Linked DNA regions of Mus musculus: region 1 is linked to region 2. Evidence: chromatin loops called from intact Hi-C (ENCODE). Cell type or tissue: heart. All regions are shown on one strand. Links, peaks and the distances in the headings refer to the core of each region. The heading gives the core; the rest is flanking DNA.

What was found. A loop is a pair of places that touch in the nucleus more often than their neighbours do. Peaks named below come from ENCODE experiments on the same cell type or tissue, not always from the same donor. Only the 100,000 strongest peaks of a DNase experiment are listed, where the experiment ranks them.
Region 1: a loop joins it to region 2, with 2.7 times the contacts of the local background. A loop is called at or near these places in 3 of 42 quality-filtered maps.

What each region holds. Positions count from the first base shown.
Region 1 is chr4:47,174,671-47,184,526 of GRCm38, reverse strand. No RefSeq gene overlaps it. Among named protein-coding and RNA genes, the nearest start is that of Col15a1, 28 kb to the left of the region's middle. In heart, for the core only: no CTCF peak of the experiment used is centred there; DNase peaks (open chromatin) are centred at 5,726 and 6,186; H3K27me3 peaks cover 464 bases.
Region 2 is chr4:47,116,622-47,126,477 of GRCm38, reverse strand. Galnt12 (polypeptide N-acetylgalactosaminyltransferase 12) reads right to left here. Exons shown (of 10, transcript NM_172693.4): 7 at 8,443-8,574; 8 at 6,850-6,963; 9 at 5,970-6,116; 10 at 3,435-4,041. The coding sequence ends at 3,901. Among named protein-coding and RNA genes, the nearest start is that of Gm52731, 9.6 kb to the right of the region's middle. In heart, for the core only: a CTCF peak has its summit at 4,190 (motif pointing left); no DNase peak of the experiment used is centred there; H3K27me3 peaks cover 274 bases.

The DNA.
Region 1 (9,856 bases), core at 2,833-7,832, 57 kb before region 2:
AGAACGGGAAGGAGATTGTGTTGAAATTAGTCTTCCCTGCCTTGGGAACCTAGGGCCACTGAGGTGTCAGCCTGAGGTTTGGATTAACTAAAATAAACTAAACGTTAGAGTCACTGAAATGATTCAATTTCAGGAAACACCAGGCCCAGGGACAGCAATAACAAAAATAATCAGGGCAAACATTTACACAGCACACACTGTGAGCCAGCCCCATGAGAAGCCCCTGGCTCCCAGCAGATGACAAGGCTGCATCGGAAGGAAGGGGAGGCTCGTGGAGGGGTGACCCTGATCAGAGCTGTCCCCTAGGGCCACCATTGTTCACTCAGACTCCACTGTCTCCTCAACTACAGAAAGCTGTCAGGCCCGGTGCCTTTGAAATTCCCAGGGACTTAATGGCAGAAAAGACAGGTCTTCCCAACAAAGAGGAAAATCTGACTCCCTAAGGAGAAAATCTGTACTCTGGGAGGGATTTTCTAGAGCCTCCCGAGGAGCCTTTACACCCTGAAAAGGAAGCCGGACCATCTATGAAGCGCCTAATGTATACCTGGCACCATGCTAGGCTCTCTTTATACTGTCATTTGCTAGACACTACTTCAGCATAGAGCTTTACCCGGGCATGGAATGCCGCTGTGCATCCAGCCCATTGGGCAGAATATTTCATGTTTTCACTCTACGCCTACCCCTGTGTCTCTGAGCACCCTCATCCCTACCCCCACCACCCTGGATTTTTGTTGTTACCCCACTCCCTGTGACCCAGAAGCTCAAGAATTAACACTGCACAGCTTCGAGTCCAAAGACCCAAGGCTCTGCCAGACCCAATGGCCAGTGTCTCCTCGTTGGTGTTGCTCTGAATCACCCCTTGTCTGGGCCTTCGGGACGACCAAGCATGTGGGCATCTCATCTAGCTCCCAGCAGCCCTGTGACCTTCTCAGACTCTCTCTTCCTGTTTCCCAAATGCTGCTGTCCCTAAGCCTCCTTCTGGGCCACTGCCTGCCTGGTCCACCTTGTCCTCTGCTGATGGGATCACTGCCTCTCTCCTAGGGTTTCCATCTCCCTTTCAGTCCCAGCCACACCCCTGAATCTCTTTCTCCAGCCTAGACCTCTGGCATGAGCTGGCCCAGGGCCATAGCCTTGCTGGACACTGAAGTCCTACAGTCACCTCAAATTCAAGGGTTCCCCAAATAGCTGCAGGCAGCCTCATTCCTAGGCTCCTCTCCCTCTCTTCTTCCTCCACCCTCCTCCTACTCCTGCCCCCATCTCCCTCCCTCTCTCTCTCTCCCTCTCTCTCTCTCTCTCTCTCTCTCTCTCTCTCTCTCTCTCACACACACACACACACACACACACACACACACATGCACCCACGCACGCACTCATTTATGCCATACACATCCTGGAATGTCTGTTACATGCCATGTCAGGTGCTAGCCTGGCCTCGAATCACAGCCCGTCCTGATTTCTTTTACACTAAGAAGTTGGTCTGAGAGGAGATGTGTTAGGGGTAGTGGGGATGTTGGCTCTATCTGCGACTCCTTATCAGGTCCATGAGCACACAAACTCCTGTGAACACTCAGGGACTCCAGCACAAATATACACACTCATGAGCCCTGAGATGCTGACATAGACACACCTACTTGGAGGTCTGCCTGCCGGGAAAACAAGGACACTGGTTCCAACTGATTTTCAGATTAATGCTTTTTGTTTGTTTGTTTGTTTGTTTAAGTATAAAGATGTCTATAGAACACCTGGGATCAGACTTACTGTTAGATCTACAAATGTGGGACAAATGGCTGAGGGGCTTATTAACCATACCAAAGCAGACTCTGGTCATCAGGTTCTCGCAGCATCCCTCTGTCCCTACCTGCTACAGGGCCTCCTGACTGGCACCCCTACCCTGAACTCCTCCAGCTCAGAGGTTGAGCTGCCCTTCCCTATATAGTCCAGCCATTTTGGTTAATTGGTCTTTTGGGCCTACTCTCCTTTGGACCTCCTGGCTGCTATACCTGGTTCCCATTTCTCCCCTCCCCCCTCCCCCTCCCCCTCCCCCTCCCCCCTCTCCTTACATGGCACAGCTCAATCTGGTCATGTTCACTCTGTGCTCTCCCAGATGTTCCTGCCTCTGGCTATGCTCTCCCACATATCTATAATAAACATCTTCCTCCACCATACCTAGGAGCAGTCATGGTCCTTTTTCTTTCTTTTTATTTTTTCATTCAGTTACACTAACAAAAAATTTTTCATTACTCAGCTGAAATTCAAACATATCTGAGCATCCTGTATTTTATCTAGTGATCTTATACCAGAAAATGGCTAAAAAAAAAAAAACATGGACCCTGCACAGAAAATGATTCAGCCTACATGCTTGTATACATTACACCCTCACACAAGCAGTTCACATGTGAATACATACCTCACCCTGTCATGCACTGCACATTAATGGGAATCTCATGGTCTGAGGCCCAACTGGAGCAGGCTGACTTTGCCAACTGCTGAGTGCTCTGCGGGATGTTTATCCATGAATAAAAGCCTCATTAACCCAAACTTTTGGCCTTGTAGCTCCTCAAACGAGTGCCCCAATCATCCCAGTGAGAGCTGGATATGGCAGGCTCCACGTCCTGGCTGGCAGGGTGACAGTGAGAGGAGAAGCCTCCTCTTTCTCTCTTGAGTTTTCCAGATTTCCAGAGCGGAGTTCACCCTCTTTCCAAACAGGGCCTCTGTCTTAGTTAGGGTTTTACTGCTGTGAACAGACACCATGACCAAGGCAAGTCTTATAAAAAAACAACATTTAATAGGGGCTGGCTTACAGGTTCAGAGGTTCAGTCCACTATCATCAAGGTGGGAGCGTGGCAGTATCCAGGCAGGCATGGCGCAGGAGGAGCTGAGAGTTCTATGTCTTCATCCAAAGGCTGCTAGTGGAAGACTGACTTCCAGGCAACTAGGGTGAGGATCTTATACCCACACCCACAGTGACACACCCATTCCAACCATGTCACACCTATTCCAACAAGGCCACACCTTCAGATGGTGCCACTCCCTGGTCCAAGGATATACAAACTATCACAGCCTCTTTGTCCAAATCCGTAGTCACCCTGAGATTAAGGAAAAGCCACAGCGTTTGACACCAGAAATGGGTTCAAAAGCCTGACTTTAATATTTGTGTACTGCCTCGTTGGACAGGCCAATTCATATCTCTGAATAACATAAATGTTCTGTAGTAACTGTAGGGATGTAGTGAGGTTTACTAGGTAGGTGGAAGATGGTTTCAGAGTTTTGAATAAGACTAAGATAAGTTATTATGTGGAGATGGGAAGCTAGTTCTGTTAACAAAGTGCTTGCCTTGCAAGGATGAGGAGCTAAGTTTGAGCCTCAGATGCCACATAAAAATAGCAGGGGTGATAGATAGTCTGTAGTCCACACTGTAGAGGAAGAAACAAGAGGACTCTTTGGGCTTAGTGGACAGCCAATGTAGTTCTAGCAATGGAAGACCTTGTTCAAAGGAGGTGGGCAGCACTCCTGGGAATGACATCCAAGATACCTTTGGCTACACACACACACACACACACACACACACACACACCACTAGTTATAAATTCTTATGGTAAATATCAATTGCAATTGAATTCAGATTGGGTGGCCTCTAGGGCTGGAAATAAAAAGTACAGAAGAGAAGGTGAAAAATCATTGGGACAACTAAATGTGATCAAGATTAAATATAGGATTTGTGGGTTTGGAGCAATGGCTCAACAGTGAAGCAGAAGAGCTTCCCCTACAGGAAACCCCCGTTCAGTTCCCAGTACCCACGTCCAACACCTCACAACTGCCAGCTCCAGGGGATCTGGTACCCACATACCCATACACAGACACAAAATTAAAAATAAAAAAAAAATCTTTAAAGAAACGAAGATGTCTGAAATCTTTAAAAATGGGGAGTGGGGGTGGGAGGAGGTAAACGTTTGAAATCTAAAACAAAACAAGAAACCCTCTTTAGCCAGGCGTGGTGGTGTACGCCTTTAATCCCAGCACTTGGGAGGCAGAGGCAGGCGAATTTCTGAGTCCGAGGTCAGCCTGGTCTACAGAGTGAGTTCCAGGACAGCCAAGACTACACAGAGAAACCCTGTTTCAAAAAACCAAAAAAAAAAAAAAGAAAGGAAGGAAGGAAGGAAGGAAGGAAGGAAGGGGGGGGAGGGAGGGAGGGAGGGAGGGAGGGAGGGAGGGAGGGAGGGAGGAAGGAAGGAAGGAAGGAAGGAAGGAAGGAAGAAGGAAGGAAGAAGGAAGGAAAGAAAGAAAGAAAGAAAGAAAGAAAGAAAGAAAGAAAGAAAGAAGAAAAAGAAAAAAAGAAAAAAAAGAAAAAAGAAACCCTCTTTAAATATAGTAATCGCCCACCCTTGAAGTAGATTGGGTGCTAACCTGAGCACACCCAAGACAATAGCTACATATGTTCAAAATCCTTTGTAGCCCCTTAGAACTGGTCAGCAGTGCCACACATCGCTAAACACATCCCTGGTACACTGGCAGCCGAGGCCCACTGAAGCCGACCGAAGGGAGAGGCAAGGAATGGCTTCCTGCAAATGTCAGGGCATCTTCTGTTTGAAACCATCTGGTAACCATTCTTGTTGGTGAATGTCAGGGTGGAAGATTCCAAAGTTCTGTTTACCGCAGGGTCTCCTCCACTCTGTCAAGATACTGAGCCTCTGTGTGGCTGAGGCTGGCACCACTCATTAGAGTTTCTGATTATTCCCCTACATGAAGCTCTAGGTGTCTTCTCCGGTCAACAGAATGGGCGGGTGCAGTGGAGAGGAGCTGTGTGACTCTCCTTCATCTCCCCCTCTGCTGTAGTGACTAACAGCAGTCTGGAAGGTGAACACCGAGTTGCTAAAGGCCAGTATGGACAGAGACCTGGCAACCTTCTAGGGTGGAAACACTTTTGTTGGATAACTTCCTCACTGAAGAGTCATTAGTACAGCAAACCCTGGCTTATCCCTGCAGACGTACTGGATGCTTCACACAGGTTAATAAATGTACTGTAGTAGTAAAGATTTTTTTTTGTAAGTGGCTTTATGTCTTACCAGGAAAAGAAAGTTCTCAAAGCCAGCTGGCAGTTCAGAGGAGCCTGATATAAATTAGTTGTAACCATGCCCTCCCTTGTCACTTCCAGAGTCTGCAGCTGGTTAGCAAGTCCAACTCTGTACTGGAGAACCGAGTAGCTAAAATTTGGTAGACACAGGAATCTACTCAGGGAAGACCGGAAAGGATTGCATTTGGAAGGGCAGACAACAGTAATGACTGGGCCATGGATCATTGAAGGCATTTATGGAATAGGACAGTTGCTGTGTGCACTGAAACTGCAATCAATCTATTACTCTCTCTGAAGTAGGAATGAGGCTCAGAGAGGTCAAATAAGTTGTCCATGATACACAGCAAGGATTCAAACCACAGAGGCCTTGATCTATACCACTGTCTTTGGGACAATGAGGGGGCTGAGTACTGGCCACGTCTGCCCTAAGCTTAGCTCCAGTTTAACAGGGCGACAAGCTGGCATTGGGTCCTGGTAGATCAAACCTAAAGGAAAGACCTGAGGTGGCCAGGGGGTCTGCCTTCATGCAGGGTGGCCTTGCTTATAACTTCCTGGTCTAGACCACAGGGGGCTAGGGCTCTTTGAGAGTCTTCTTATCCCAGCATTCCAGGCCCAGATGTGGACAGCTGTGTGATCCCTTCAGCTGGTGGTGATTCACGCTGGGACAAGGAAGCTGCTTCTTTGTCCAGTTCCCTGTCCCCAAATCCTGATCAGGGGACAGCTGCCTTAATCTCTCCAAGCACAAGACATTATCTGGATGGATGGCCCACGGGAGCACCCCACTGACATCCTGGAAGAGCCAGGTCTAGAACAAAGAAGAAATTCAGGGCAGAGGAGGATTTTTCTCTCTCTCTGGCACAGCTCCTGCAAGCCATCTGGTGGAGGGGCTATTATTCAGACCTCTGGATCAAGCTCTGTTTGTTTTGTGGGAGTTTGCAGCTGATGGTGTTCATCAAATTCCCTGTAGCCAATTGTCCTTGCTGGCCCTTTCCATAGGCGGCCCTGAGCAGCCTGGGCTTCCTGGGAACTCTGTTTAGAGGTCCCCTTCTGGGAACCAGCTGCTTCATTCGGCTGCCATCAAGGGGCCAAGCTCTTTCCTCCTGGACACCTGAGTCAGCCCAACAGATGCTCGAACTGACGTCACCTGGGGACCCTGAGGCAAACGATGGACACCGGAAAGACCAGAAAGTCCATGAAGTGAGGACAGCTCCAAGAAGGCCAGGCCAACCCTCTGTGGAGTTCTCTGCTGTGCAGAAATAGAGCACAGATCACAGAGAGTTAGGGTTAGGATACCACTCAGCTCCCTCCATCATTGGTGACCAATCCATCTCTGCTTTGGTGATTATGAGTGCCCTGCCTTACCTCAGTCTGCCTCTGCACACATGGGAAAAGCTACCTACAACCACATACTCCAAAGGCCTGAAAGGTCATGCCTGTGCACAGCAGTTTTCAATATAAATCATTAGCTTTGCTTTTGCTTTCTCCAAGCATATAGGACAGGGGCCATTTAGGCTCCTGGTTTATAGGACAGAAGAGAGGCTGGTATCCCTGACTATGGGAAGTGGGACTCAGAACACTTCCTTTAACTGTGATGTAAGCCACTTCTTCAAAGTACAGCGTAGGGGAGAGTCTCCCAGCATGCCCTCGGGAGACTGTGGGGCAGAGCTGGCTCCATACAGACCAGGTATGCAGCTCCAGACCTCAGTTCCCATATCTGAACGCTGAAGATATGAGGGTGACTGAACTCATATCTAGCCTGACCAACAGTTGGTTCCCCATTACCCATCCTTCATGACTGTGGCCAAAAGAGAATGAAGAGAGGACAGATACACATGGAGGAAGGCTGGGATTGGCGGCTGTGAATGCTCGGATGGAGTGGTACCAGCTACAGAGCAATCAAGACCCTCAGCACAAGGGGATGGGCCAGCTTGTCTCAGCAGGCAGTTTCCAGACATGAGTGGTCTCTGGCTATAAATATCTGGAAGGATGGAGCTGTAATTTCTCGTTTTTGCACACTGCCAATATTCACACTTGGACCAGAGAAAAGCTTTGCCATTCCTCTGAGCCTGACTCAGCGGGGCGATTTTGCCAGATTCCCTTGGGTCTAAGGCATTGGTTATTGACATGGCTGTGCTCCTATCAACAGTACCCATTCACCCAGGACCTCGCTCATTCTTTACACATTCACTCAACGCTCCCCCCACTTCCCACGCCGCATCTTACTGATGCATCTAGACTCATTTCCTCCCTGCTGGCTACCACACAGAGTCATTCCACAAATGCAGGACACACCACACAGACCCCGCTCTCAGGGAGCTTACTGTCTAATGAGTCAGGGAGATGCACTCCAGGACAGGGTCTTGAGAACTGTGTACTGTGAGCAAAGACACTGGGGCAGTGTGGGAAAGGAATCTCGGACAAACTTGGGACGCTTCCTGAAGGTGCCCTGGGAGACGTCAGCTGAGAGCCCAAGGGAGGTGGGAAGGAGATGGGAGAAGCCGTCTAGGCAAAGGAGCAGCCAGCCTGCTCCAGAGCGCATCAAGATGAGAGGGGCACATGGGAGAAAAAGCATACATGCCCACAGCAGTGTGTGTCAGCCTTTCTACCCACCTAAGCCAAATCACGGTAGATGGGAGAGGAAAAGGAGCCTGTGTAGGTGAGCATAGCTTTACAAGTCTGTTTGGTAGAGAGCAGAGAATCCACAGGAGGGTTTATAAATGGAAACAGGAAATGGCCAAATGTCTGTGTTAAACAGACTTCTCTATCTGCCTGGAAAGAAAATAATTCTATTTTTAAAAGAAAAGAAAAGGAAACAATCAAACAAACAAAAAAGCAAAACAAGAACAAAAACAGGCAAGATAGCTGAGCAGGTAGAGGCATGTGCTACCAAGTCTGGTGACTCGAGTTTAATTCCTGAGACACACATAGTGGAAGAAGGGCATCCGTTTCAGACCTCTCTTTGTTCACATGTGTGTGTAGTTTTATATCATTGAGACCAACAGTCCAGCTAGTTTTTTTTTTTTTAATCAACTCAACACAAGCTTGCATCAAATGGGAAGAGGAACCTCAACTGAGAAACGCCTGCATCAGGTTGCCTATGGACATTCTGTGAGATGTCTTTCCTTGATTGCTGATTGGTACAGGAAGGCCCAGACCGCTGGCAGGTAGCTCTGGGGAGCAAGACAGTGACCAATGCTCCTCCAGGGTCACAAGTTGTCCTACACATGCAAACACACACACACACACACACACACACACACACGTGCATGCAGACAAAATTCTCATACTCACAAAATAAAAGTCATCAAATCATTTGGAAACTTATTTCAGAAGAGGAAACTACTAACAATGCCCCGTGGCTGTGCCTCCGTATATCTGCAGGAACGCAGCCTGGGGCATGTGCCTTAAGCATGACACTGCTGTGTTAGAAGCCGTTGGCAGTTTAGGTAACACCTAGTAAAACTAAGGAGCTGCATACTCTTTATCTAACATCTCAAAACACAGACATTTACTTTCCATGGTTGTAGACACTAGAAAATGAAGATCAAAACACAAGTAGATGCCCTGTCTGGTGAGGAGCACTTCCAAGTCTGCAGATGGCCCCACCTTGCTTTTCAGAAGAGGCAAATGACCCCAGGAGCCCACTGTCTTAGTAAGGGTTTTATTGCTGTGAACAGACACCATGACCAAGGCAACTCTTATAAGTACAACATTTAATGGGGGCTGGCTTACAGATTCAGAGGTTCAGTACATTATCATCAAGGCAGGAGCATGGCAGCATCCAGGCAGGCATGGTACAGGAGGATCTGAGAGTTCTACATCTTCATCTGAAGGCTGCTAGCAGAATACTGACTTCCAGTCAGCTAGGATGAGGGTCTTAAAGCCCACACCCATGATGACACACCTACTCCAACAGGGTCATACCTTCTAATAGTGCCACTCCCTGGGCTGAGCATATACACACCATCACACCCACTATAGAAGAACATTACTCCTGTGCCTAGGGTGGAGCCCCTAGGACCTAATTACCTCCTAAAGACCCTGTTTCCTAATGACATCACCTTAGAGGTTAGGTTTCAATGTATGAGTTTATGGGGGAATACAAACGTTTGGAATAAAGCATCCCAAGATTTCATTTGCTGGTGTCCTAGTCTGGTTTCTGTTGCTGTGATAAGATACTATGACCAAAAGCAACTTAGAGATGAAAAGCTTTATTTCTTCTGAGAGTTACAGTTCATTGTGAAAGAAAGTCAGACTAGGAATTCAAGGCAGGAACTAAGGCAGAGGCATTGGAAGAATGACAATCACTGTCTTACACCATATGCTTTCTTATACTCCCCAGGGCTACCTACCACAGGGCTGGGCCATCCTCTACCAATCAGCAATCAAGGAAAGACATCTCTCAGAACGTCCATAGTCAACCTGATGCAGGCATTTCTCAGACGAGGTTCCCATTTGATGCTAGCTTGTGTCAAGTTAATAACAAACCAACTGATATAAAACTACACACACACACATACACACACACACATGTGCATGCAAAGTGATGTCTGAAGACATTTGCTGAAGTGCTGTTTGCAGGAGTAGAAAGTGAGAAATGGTCTACGCAGGCATCCACAGGGAACAGTGTAATATTTGATCTATTCCTATGATAGAGCTCTAGAGCATGCAAGTGTATGAACTAGAGCTCCACATATTAAGGATAAGGCTGAAAAACAAAACGCCATGGGAAAAAAAAGGCCAAGTTGTGAAAAGATACGGAGCTGGCAGATCTATGTAATGGCA
Region 2 (9,856 bases), core at 2,110-7,109:
TACTCCTCATTGACTGTTCATGTCCCAGCTCCCTATTCCTCTGGCTGAAAGACCACATCAACTCCATCTTGGGTTCAGGTTCCATCTTAAAGAACTTGAGTTAACCAACAAGCCTGCACCTAGCACTAGTTTCAGGTCTTTCCTAACAACCACGCATCAGGAGGAAAGCAAAAGTTACAGTTGTACCTAAAGATATTTACTTATGAAAGTTTACAGCTTGGCTCCCAGCACCAGCCAATCATTCTAAAGGGCAACAAATTCTGTAATAGCCCCGCAACAAAATGTGTGCCAGGCTGGAATCCCCTTGCTTGTTTGCTTGCCTCAACAAAAGGTTGCTTGAAACTAAGCAAGGGGGTTCACCCTCCTGTCCAGCCGCATCAGTGACTACAATGTGGCCCGCACTCGAGCTTGAATAAAGACCCAGTGCAATTGCATCAGAATCAGCTCCTTGGTGGCCTCTGGAGGTTTGCAAAATGGGCATGACAGTGGCTATTCTTAGTTGTCACCTGATTACATCTGGAAGTAACGAGTGCCTGGGCACACCTGTGAGGGGTTTTTCTTAAATAATTTGAAGCTGGAAGACCCACTTTTTAATCTAGGTCTTTTGAGGTGGGAAGATCCATTCTTAACTTGGGCCACGCCTTCTACTGAGAGTCTACATAAAGGACATGGAAGATGGAAGCTTGCTTTCTCTGCCTGACTGATCTCACTCTCCCTGGCAGGTCTACTCCTTCACTTGGATTAGAGCCCGCTTCTTTGAGATCCCAGTGCATACTGAAATCCAGCGGAGACATCCATTCTCGTGGACTGAACAGCTACTGGGTTCTTGGACCTTCCATTGGTAGACTAGCCAGGGAAGAGTGAGGTAGCCATTGTTGGACTAGCTGGACCATAGTCTGTAAGCCATTCTAATAAATCTACTTTTTCAATTAATCATCTATCTATCTATCTATCTATCCATAGTCACCTTTCAGTTCTGTTCCTCATCCACCCACCCACCCACCCACCTATCTAGCTACACCTATTCACTTATCAATTCTCTATCTATCTATCTATCTATCTATCCATATTAACCTATCAATTCTGTTCCTCATCCATCCACCCACTAACCCACCCATCTATCTATCCATATTCACCTATCAGTTATCTATCTATCTATCTATCTATCTATCTATCTATCTATCTATCTATCCATCCATCCATCCATCCATCCATCCATCCACCTACCTATCTACATAGTCACCTATCAGTTCTGTTTCTCTAGAGAACCCTACCTAATGTCTCATTCCTCCCCGGATCTGTGATGCTTCTTGCCTTTCATGCCATTTCCTTCCCATGGCCCACTTGCTAACACTTCTAACCCTAACCTCTTTCTTTCCAGGTCAGGGATCCCCCAGACGATGGTGGTCATGGTAGATTCTATTAGTCCCGGGGGAGAGAAGAGCCACAGCCACCTGCCAGTGTGAACGAGCCCTGTGAGAGCGACACCTGTTCACAGGTCGGACACTTGAGCCTCAGGCTCTCCTCCAGGACTCAGGAGTCACCCATGCAAATCATACCCTAAACATCTATCATCACACACCCAGGTCCCTGAAGGGCAGGCTAGGACTGATGCTCTTCTGTGAGTCACAGATAGAAAAGCAAAACAGAACCCTAGGATCCAAAGCAAGCTGCCTCAGCCACTCTGCACACCAGCACTGCATCCACACACTAGGGACGGGAACACACAGGCAGGACAGCTGGAGGCACTTCCTCACATCCATGTGGCCTTCTAGACCCTTCACCCATCACTGAAGGGAAAGCCGCCTCAAATATTATAACATCTTCAAAACTAAGAGAATATTGTTTTCCTGGTCTTCCCACACCCTGAGGCTTACTTCTCCTGGTGGAAGAAATCAGTGAAGAGTCCTCAAGCAGAGCCAATTGGCCACCATGCCTCTGAGGCACACAGGCACAGGTGCAGCCGCCCACACGCCGGGTGCAGTCTGGGATGCCGCCGACTGCATGTCTGGCCCACCCAGGCTGTTTTCCTCTGTTTGGGGAGAGGCTCTCTGCTACACCAGGCCCACCTAACCACACTATAGAAGGCAGAGGGAAGCAGAACTGTGGACCCTCCCCTGACCCACAAGTCTCCCCAGACAAGGGGAAGGCCATACCCCGCCTGCCTCAGCATGAGAGCTGAGCTGTGCAGAAGCCACCCCACCCCACCCCACACTGATGAAGGGCTGCCTAGTCCACAGAGAGAAAACATCTGCATTATCCTGTACTGGCTTCTGAATAAACGCCTGCTGACACTCACTGTGCTTTGCACTTTATACGGGCCTATTATGAGAATCTAAAGGGGTGGGATGGCTCAGTGGGTAAAGTGCTTGCCTTCAAAGAGTGGGGACCAGAGGATGGACCCTCAGCATCCACAGAAAAGCCTGACTGACATGGAGGTCTGCAGAGAGTGATCAAGGCAGACACCTTGATTTAAACTCTGACCTCAACACACATGTGCCTCAGATATGTAAACACGCTACATACACATAAAAGAGGGTGGCGGGGGATCTCAAAGATAACATCTCAGAGACCCCCCACACACATGCTAAGCCCTACCTGCTCCCGCCCCCACACCCAGTTTCCTGGTCTCCATCTCGCTCACAGGAACTCCAGTACAGAGCAGGTCAGTCCAGGCAAAGCAGACCTGATTCTGAGGAGCGATACCCTCAGCATACATGTCTGAGAGAAGAGCGAGAGAAATACGCTGATGCTTTTAATCCATCGCACTTGTGTTCTCGCAATTGACGGGGACGAAAATAAGATCTGCAGTCTACCTTCTGACTGATGTCTTCTTGAGACAGGGTCTCATGTAGCCCAGGCTAACCTCAAACTCTCTGCGTATCCAGTGATAACCCTAAACTTCTGATTCTCCTGCTTCCACTTCCCAAGTGCAGGGATTAGGGGTGCGCTGTCAAGCTGATTATTTAAAATGGGGTGCTGCGGATTTAACCCAGGGCTTCATGCGTGCAAGGCGGGCACTCTAGCCAGAGACCCACACCCTCAGTTCACTGGTGGCATTTCTAATTGTTCCTATTAGCTTCACCAAGTTGGTGAGCTCTTGGAGCTGATCTGGAGTCATTCAGACGGTTGAATTATCCAGCAATGTCCACAGCAGCTGCCTCATCACCAACTCTCAATAATCAAATACTATAAGTAATAATATCTATAATCAAATAATATTATAAATAATATTATTAAATAATCAAATGCTATTTAAGGAAAAGCTTAAAAGTTGAGTTTCATGTAGAGCATTACATTTCTTGCTGGAAATACCCTCTTAAGTTTATAGGGCCTTGGCAAACCCTATAGCTTCTTTGAGCTTTCAGATGTGGTTAGCCTGGTTTGGTCAGTAATGAACATTATGATAGAATTTTGGCTGTGGCATCAACGCATAAGCAAAAGCATTCTTTATTGTATGAATCTAGACTATCTCACCCCACTCACACCTGAAGAAATCAACAGTATTTCTAGTGTCCACCTCATCCCCCTGAGAGAACTCTAACTCAACATTTGAGGTATTAACAGTTTGTGTAAAATGTGCTACAAACACCCAGGAAGCTTTGTATGTATCAAAATAAAGTATTTACCTTTTTTGCTAATGAGAATAAAAGGCACCATTGTAAAATGCACATCTTGATAGGAAAATATCCTTTCCAAATACCAAAGGCAACATCTTAGGATTGCCCTCAGAAAGCAGGATGCCAGGAGACATTTTTAAAGTTTTCAAAATCTGTACAAAGCTTATTCACACTCTTGTGACACCCAGCACATTCACGAATGACAACCGTGTACGCTGTCCATCTCATTGGGCACACAGTCCACAGCCGTGGAGGGCTCCTTCCTTGGCAAGGCGATGCACTACGACATGCGCTCCTTGAAGAACCACCTCTGGTTATCTGAGTTGGTACAGTCCCGTAAGTATGGTGCAAAGCCGTTGTCTAACACCTTCTCTGTGGCCTCCACACATTTCCTGCTGTGCTTGTGAACTAAAGTGCCATCCTACAAATGAAAACATTGTTATGTTCAAAATTATTTTAGTGATTGCTCAGAAAAGCCACATTTCCCTTAAGGCAGATTTTGAAGACCCCAAGGAGTGACTTTTAGCATTTCGTAAATGTCAGTAAATGCAAAACAGCGCCACCTGCTGGCTACTGAAGAGGATGGGAGGGAGCCTCTAGCTCCTCACCACTCCCCTCCTTCAGTGAAGTCACAGCCAAGATCCTTTATGGACCTCCCTCATGTCTCTCCATCACCTAACTCCAACCTTATGACTTCCTTCTCCTGAGCCGTTTAACAGCATCACGTGACCTTCTAACTTGGTGGCAGCATATCCAGGTGAGGGACCTGAGTCCACAGGTCACCTGTTCTCAGCCTGGTCACAGTCTCACATCCCAGGTCATGGCAGTCTTTAACGGCCAGCTTGCTTCCTCAATACTTGCTGTGGGCATGGAGAGCCTCTCTTTGCTGTGTATCTTGCCCCTCTCTCTTCTGTAGTGTAAGGAACATAACAAGGGGCCAGCAGCCAAAAGTGACAATGCATAGGCTCCTGGTTCCGAGGGAGAGGCTTTGCAAACTGCTAGATGCTGTTAACCCCCACACTTCCATGGCTCTCCAAGTTTCCCCCTGAGGAAGCTAAAAGTAAGGGACTCACTACAGCATCTCTCTGGCCAGCCTTCTACACAAACCCACGTCTCCAAAGGGATCACTGAACTTTAAGGTAAAATGTTTGTTCGTGTGGGGGCTATGCACGTTCACACACATAGGCGTCTACACATACATGTATGTGTATGCAGAGACCAGAAGATGACAAGGTATCACACCTCCACCTTCTTTACTTGAGACAGGGCCCTTTCTGACTCTAAAGCTCATCATTTTAGCTAGCCAGCCTGTCCTGGGAACCCCTCTGCTTCCTAAGTACTGCCTCCCAGGCGACCTGTCAGGGCGTTACGGGGTGATGAAAGTCTGAACTCCAGTCTTCATGCCTGTGTGCCAAGAGTGTTACCCATTGAGCCATCCCTCCAGCCTTACAGTGGAATTCTTAATGCAGCATGTGACCAATCTTGTTTCTAGATTGTACTATCGTTGGGGGCGGGGGTAGAAGAAAAATGCAAAAGGAAGAGGACAACAGATTGTGGACTGTGTGGATTATTTTTCCTAAACTATTTTATTTTAAGACACATCTTGCTGCCCTGGAACTCACAATCCTCCTGCCTCAGCCTCCTGAGTGTTGGGATTATAGGAGTGTGCTACCATATCCAGATCTTACTTTCTTCTTAAAGTCAAACAGGATAAGACCACAGGGTTAACACCGCAGCTCTTCCAGGGAGCCTGTAAACTCCACTGCTTATTATTCTATTTCTCTACAGGAAAATATATTTCAACTTTGAATGGGATTTTTGGACTGCTCACAAATGGGTCAATCAACAGTATCTGGAAAGCCAGCTCTATCCCAGGCTGCCTCTTTGGTCACATCCCAAGCAGCCACAAGTTCTCTACAGGCCCTCACAGCTTCCACAGGAAGTCCCGGGAATCTCTAAGTCCTTCCCGGAGCAGAGCAAGGCTGCTGTTATCAAGCCTGTTTCAGAGCAAGGTGAAATGATGCTCAGAGAAGAAGGGTGGGTCATGCCTGGGTCTAACCTCATGTTCTGGCACTTGGGTCACTTACGACACTCATATACCCATCTCACCCCCACACATTAGTGTCAACTCTACTTTCTATTACAACCCACAGCAGCTCATACCGTAAAAGACTGAAAAAGAAGAAAGCCTCACTGTTACCAGAAGCCATACACTCACAGTCATTCCCCCAGGGTCAAAGTGAAGTTTCCAGTGTCTGAGACCCACCGGGACCAGGCTAGAGAGTACACCTGGCTTCCGCACAGGCGCACAGACCTGGGCCGATGGCACCGAAAGCTGCATTCACTGACCTCCTGTAGGATGAACTCCTGGTTCTCTGGGACGGTCTCTCGGCAGAGATCCATGACAAGGGTATCCTTCCCGTCCTCCACGGTGATGCAGGCTTCGGGCTGGCGGGTGTTATAGCGTATTTCTTTCCGGGTCGTATACTCGAAAAACTAACAACAGTTTAACAACCAACAGATGTCAGTTTACCTTGTGATGTGGAGGAAGATGCCCTGCACAAGATTATCTAGGGCGGTAGTTTCTCAACCTGCATATCAGACATTCACATCACAGTAGCAAAATCATAGTTATAAAGTAGCAATGATAATAATTTTATGGCTGGAGCTCACCACAACATGAGGAACTGTATCGAAAGGTCACAGCATTAGGAAGGCTGAGAACCACTTCTCTACTGGAAATAAGTGAGGGTGGGTTAGAGCACCACCCCTACCCCACACCACCACTGCCATGACCCTGTATTACGGTTCCAGGTATCTTGAGGTACTAAGTTGACCTCTTATTTAAACCTAGATAAGTCTCTACTCCTGGATTTTTTTCTGCCATGACACATCCAAAGTAACAGACACCGTGAATCCCACATGCTAGGCTAGTGCTCTGCCACTGAGTGATACTCGTGCAGAGGGCTAGTGAGAGGGGTAAAGGCTCTGACGACCTCACCTGAGTCCTGTCCCTGGGATCCACATGGAGGGAAGAGAGAACTGACCCCCACCGTTCTGACTTACACACACACACACACACACACACACACACACAGAGAGAGAGAGAGAGAGAGAGAGAGAGAGTAGGTATATACACACACACACACATACACAGGCAAATAAATAAATATTTTTTAAAAAGTGTTTTAAAAGAAGCTTGCCCCTCCCCATCAAGGCCCACGCCTACCTGGTTCTGACCCATCCCATGGCAGAGGTACAGAAGGACCTGGTGGCCTTCAACATGGTTTTCATTGGGAGGATTGTAGTCAAGGCAGTACCCTCTTAGGCCTCTGTTCTGGAGCTAAACAAGACACAGAGGTAGCACCTCAGTCTAGATTTCCACACACCAAAAGGACTCCACACAAGGAGAGAGAAGAACACAATGAAAGAGGAGCCCTGTCCCTTTGCCCAGCTCTTTCCAGTCACTATAATGTTTTCCTATGCTAACAACAGATGGGAACTTGGCCAAACTTTAAGACAACAAATCTGGCCTAAAAGCTTGCACCTCTAACTGCTCAGTCACAGCCTTCTTGCTGCCCTAGCACAATCTTGGGTGTGGCCTCACTTCCACGGTTAGGAAACACAGAGGAGAGAGGTCTAGCTTACAGACAGTGCCACGAGTGAAACAGTACACACACAACCAGACTGGGGTAAAAGCAGTCATGGCAGAGAAAATGAGGAGGTGTGGCTCAGACTAATGGAGCCTTCCAAAGCAAGCTGCAACAGCCCGACACAGTGTGTGGATCCCCACTAGAATCTGCAACCACCCACAGAGCACCCTGAGAAATGGAGGAGTGTGCGCTGAGTGGCAGAGTGAACAGGAGCGAGGCTTCGTGGTTACGTGGCAGGCTTCGTGGTTACGTGGCAGGCTTCGTGGTTATGTGGCAGGCTTAGTGGTTACGTGGCAGGTTGTGCACACTTGAGAGTACAGAAGGAAATCACAGGACACCAATAGCCAAAAGCACCAAGGCAGGACAGGATAGAGGAAACAAGAGGAAGAGAATCTTGACGACTCTAGAATCACAGACACAGGACTCATTACACTATTCCCTGTGTTTTGGTACATTTGAACACTTTCACCTTGAAAACATAATTTAACACTAAACCCTGGCTTCATAGTTATCCAAAATGGAACAGCAGCATCTCAGATAGGCAACAGTTAGCCCATAGGGAGATGGTTCAGCTCCTAGCAAAATCAAGACTCTCGCCTTGTTTGGCCTCTTTTTTTTTTCCCTCTACATATTCTGGATGACTGGAAGGGAATCTTCTGCCTCTGCTATTGCTTGTGTTGTTTCTAAGGGCCACAAATCACTAACTGGCCAGGCCAAGTAATCTGAAAATACTGGCAAAAACTAAGACACAGAAACCCCACATATGCATGCCCATTCCCCACAATTAACTGACTGGCAAGATGCTCAATGGGTGCAAGCATGTCCACACAGGTCTAATGACCGGAGCTTGGTCCCCGGGTCCCACAGAGTGACAGAAGAGAAGCCACTCCTGAGAACTGTTCTCCGATCTCCACATGCAGCAAGACATCCCAGTTAATTAAACAACAAACAGTAGCTCACCCCTGACAATTTCCAGGTGCCTTCCAGTCCTGACCTTGCGGACCCAGGGCCCAGATGCCCAAGGGGAGAGGAAAGGACGGTACATACATGATCAGACCAGAGGGGTGAAAATGGGGGAGGTCTGGGGTGCTCACAAATGGGGAATTCCTCCCCAGGACTGTGGTTCAGACACAAGGCAAACATCCATTCCACCATGACCCACCACTTACCATCCCAAAGAAGCCAGGCCTGTCCTCTGGCACGTGCAATTCTGGGTACACTGTATCTAAGAACCACTTGAAGTCTTTACACTGGAGCTTAGCCCGAAGCTTCTTCCTCTCTGTCACGTCCCCAAAGGGTTCCTGAGAAAACAACAGAATGCTGAGTCCCTACAGGCTGCCTATCCACACCTGTTCTCGATGAAATTACTAGCTAATGTACAATCCACACTCTTACTGAGCTGGGTGCTGGGCACAGAATATTCAAATTGTCCCCTGTCCTCCATATGTGCACCACTGGCACCTTCACAGTCACATAAAACAAATGAAATGAGATTTATTTTTAAGAGGAAGAACTGGGGGACAGCAATGTGAAGGGACCAGATACTTATTGCCCTTTTGGGGAGGAGGGTGTCACATGTCAGTCTTCAACAGAATAACACATTAGAGTGGGGACAGTCACATCAAAGGCAATAAGCAGAAGAGACTGTCACACTGGCAGAGCTATGGGGTCAGGAGACAAGGCATCTGCAGACAGAGCCTAGGAGCTCCCACATCAATATCCTGGACCCGTGCACCCTGGTGGACTCTAACCACAGGCTGTTCTTATGTCTAACCAGAGGAATGGGATGGCTTACAGCTGTACCCTTCTTATTATTGATATATGAATATTCACTCTCAAACACAGGCAAGTGGCCTAGATATTATTTATTATAAGTGACCAGCATGTTCAGTATAGTGAGGTACAAACATATGCTGAACATTTAACTCATTAATATGAGCTCAAGACTGCAGCGAGCAAGTGTTTGACTTCACAGGCACCCCCGCTGTCCCCCAAGAGCGTTGTTTTTGGTTTGGTTTGGTTTGGTTTGGTTTGGTTTTGGTTTTTTGAGACAGAGTTTCTCTGTGCAGTCCTGGCTCTCCTGGAACTCACCCTATAGACCAAGCTGGCCTCGAACTCAGAAATCCGCCTGCCTCTGCCTCCCAAGTGCTGGGATTAAAGGTGTGCGCCACCACTGTCCTGCATTCTCCGAAGAGCTTTCGAGTAATAAAATAAAGCCTGCCACCAGGTAGCACAGCAAATGTTTACACAAGAACAACGGCAAGGTCTGAGATATGACTGTCCTTGCTCTAATTTGTTTTCCTGCTGAAGACTGATGAGGGACACCAAGGAATGGCAACACATAAACATCTGGATGTCACATCTATTGCAATGCCAAGTGCAGGCCCTCAAGACCAGGGTCCGTACATAGACCCTATATGACCTTGCCTCCAAATTATTTCTGATTGGTAAATAAAGATGCCAACAGCCAACAGCTGGGCAAAAGAGACATAGGTGGGGTTTAGGATTCCAGGTCTGGGGTCTGAAGAGAACCACCATGAGAAGACTGTGAAGGGTGATGGAGAAAGACACCATGAGTTAGGA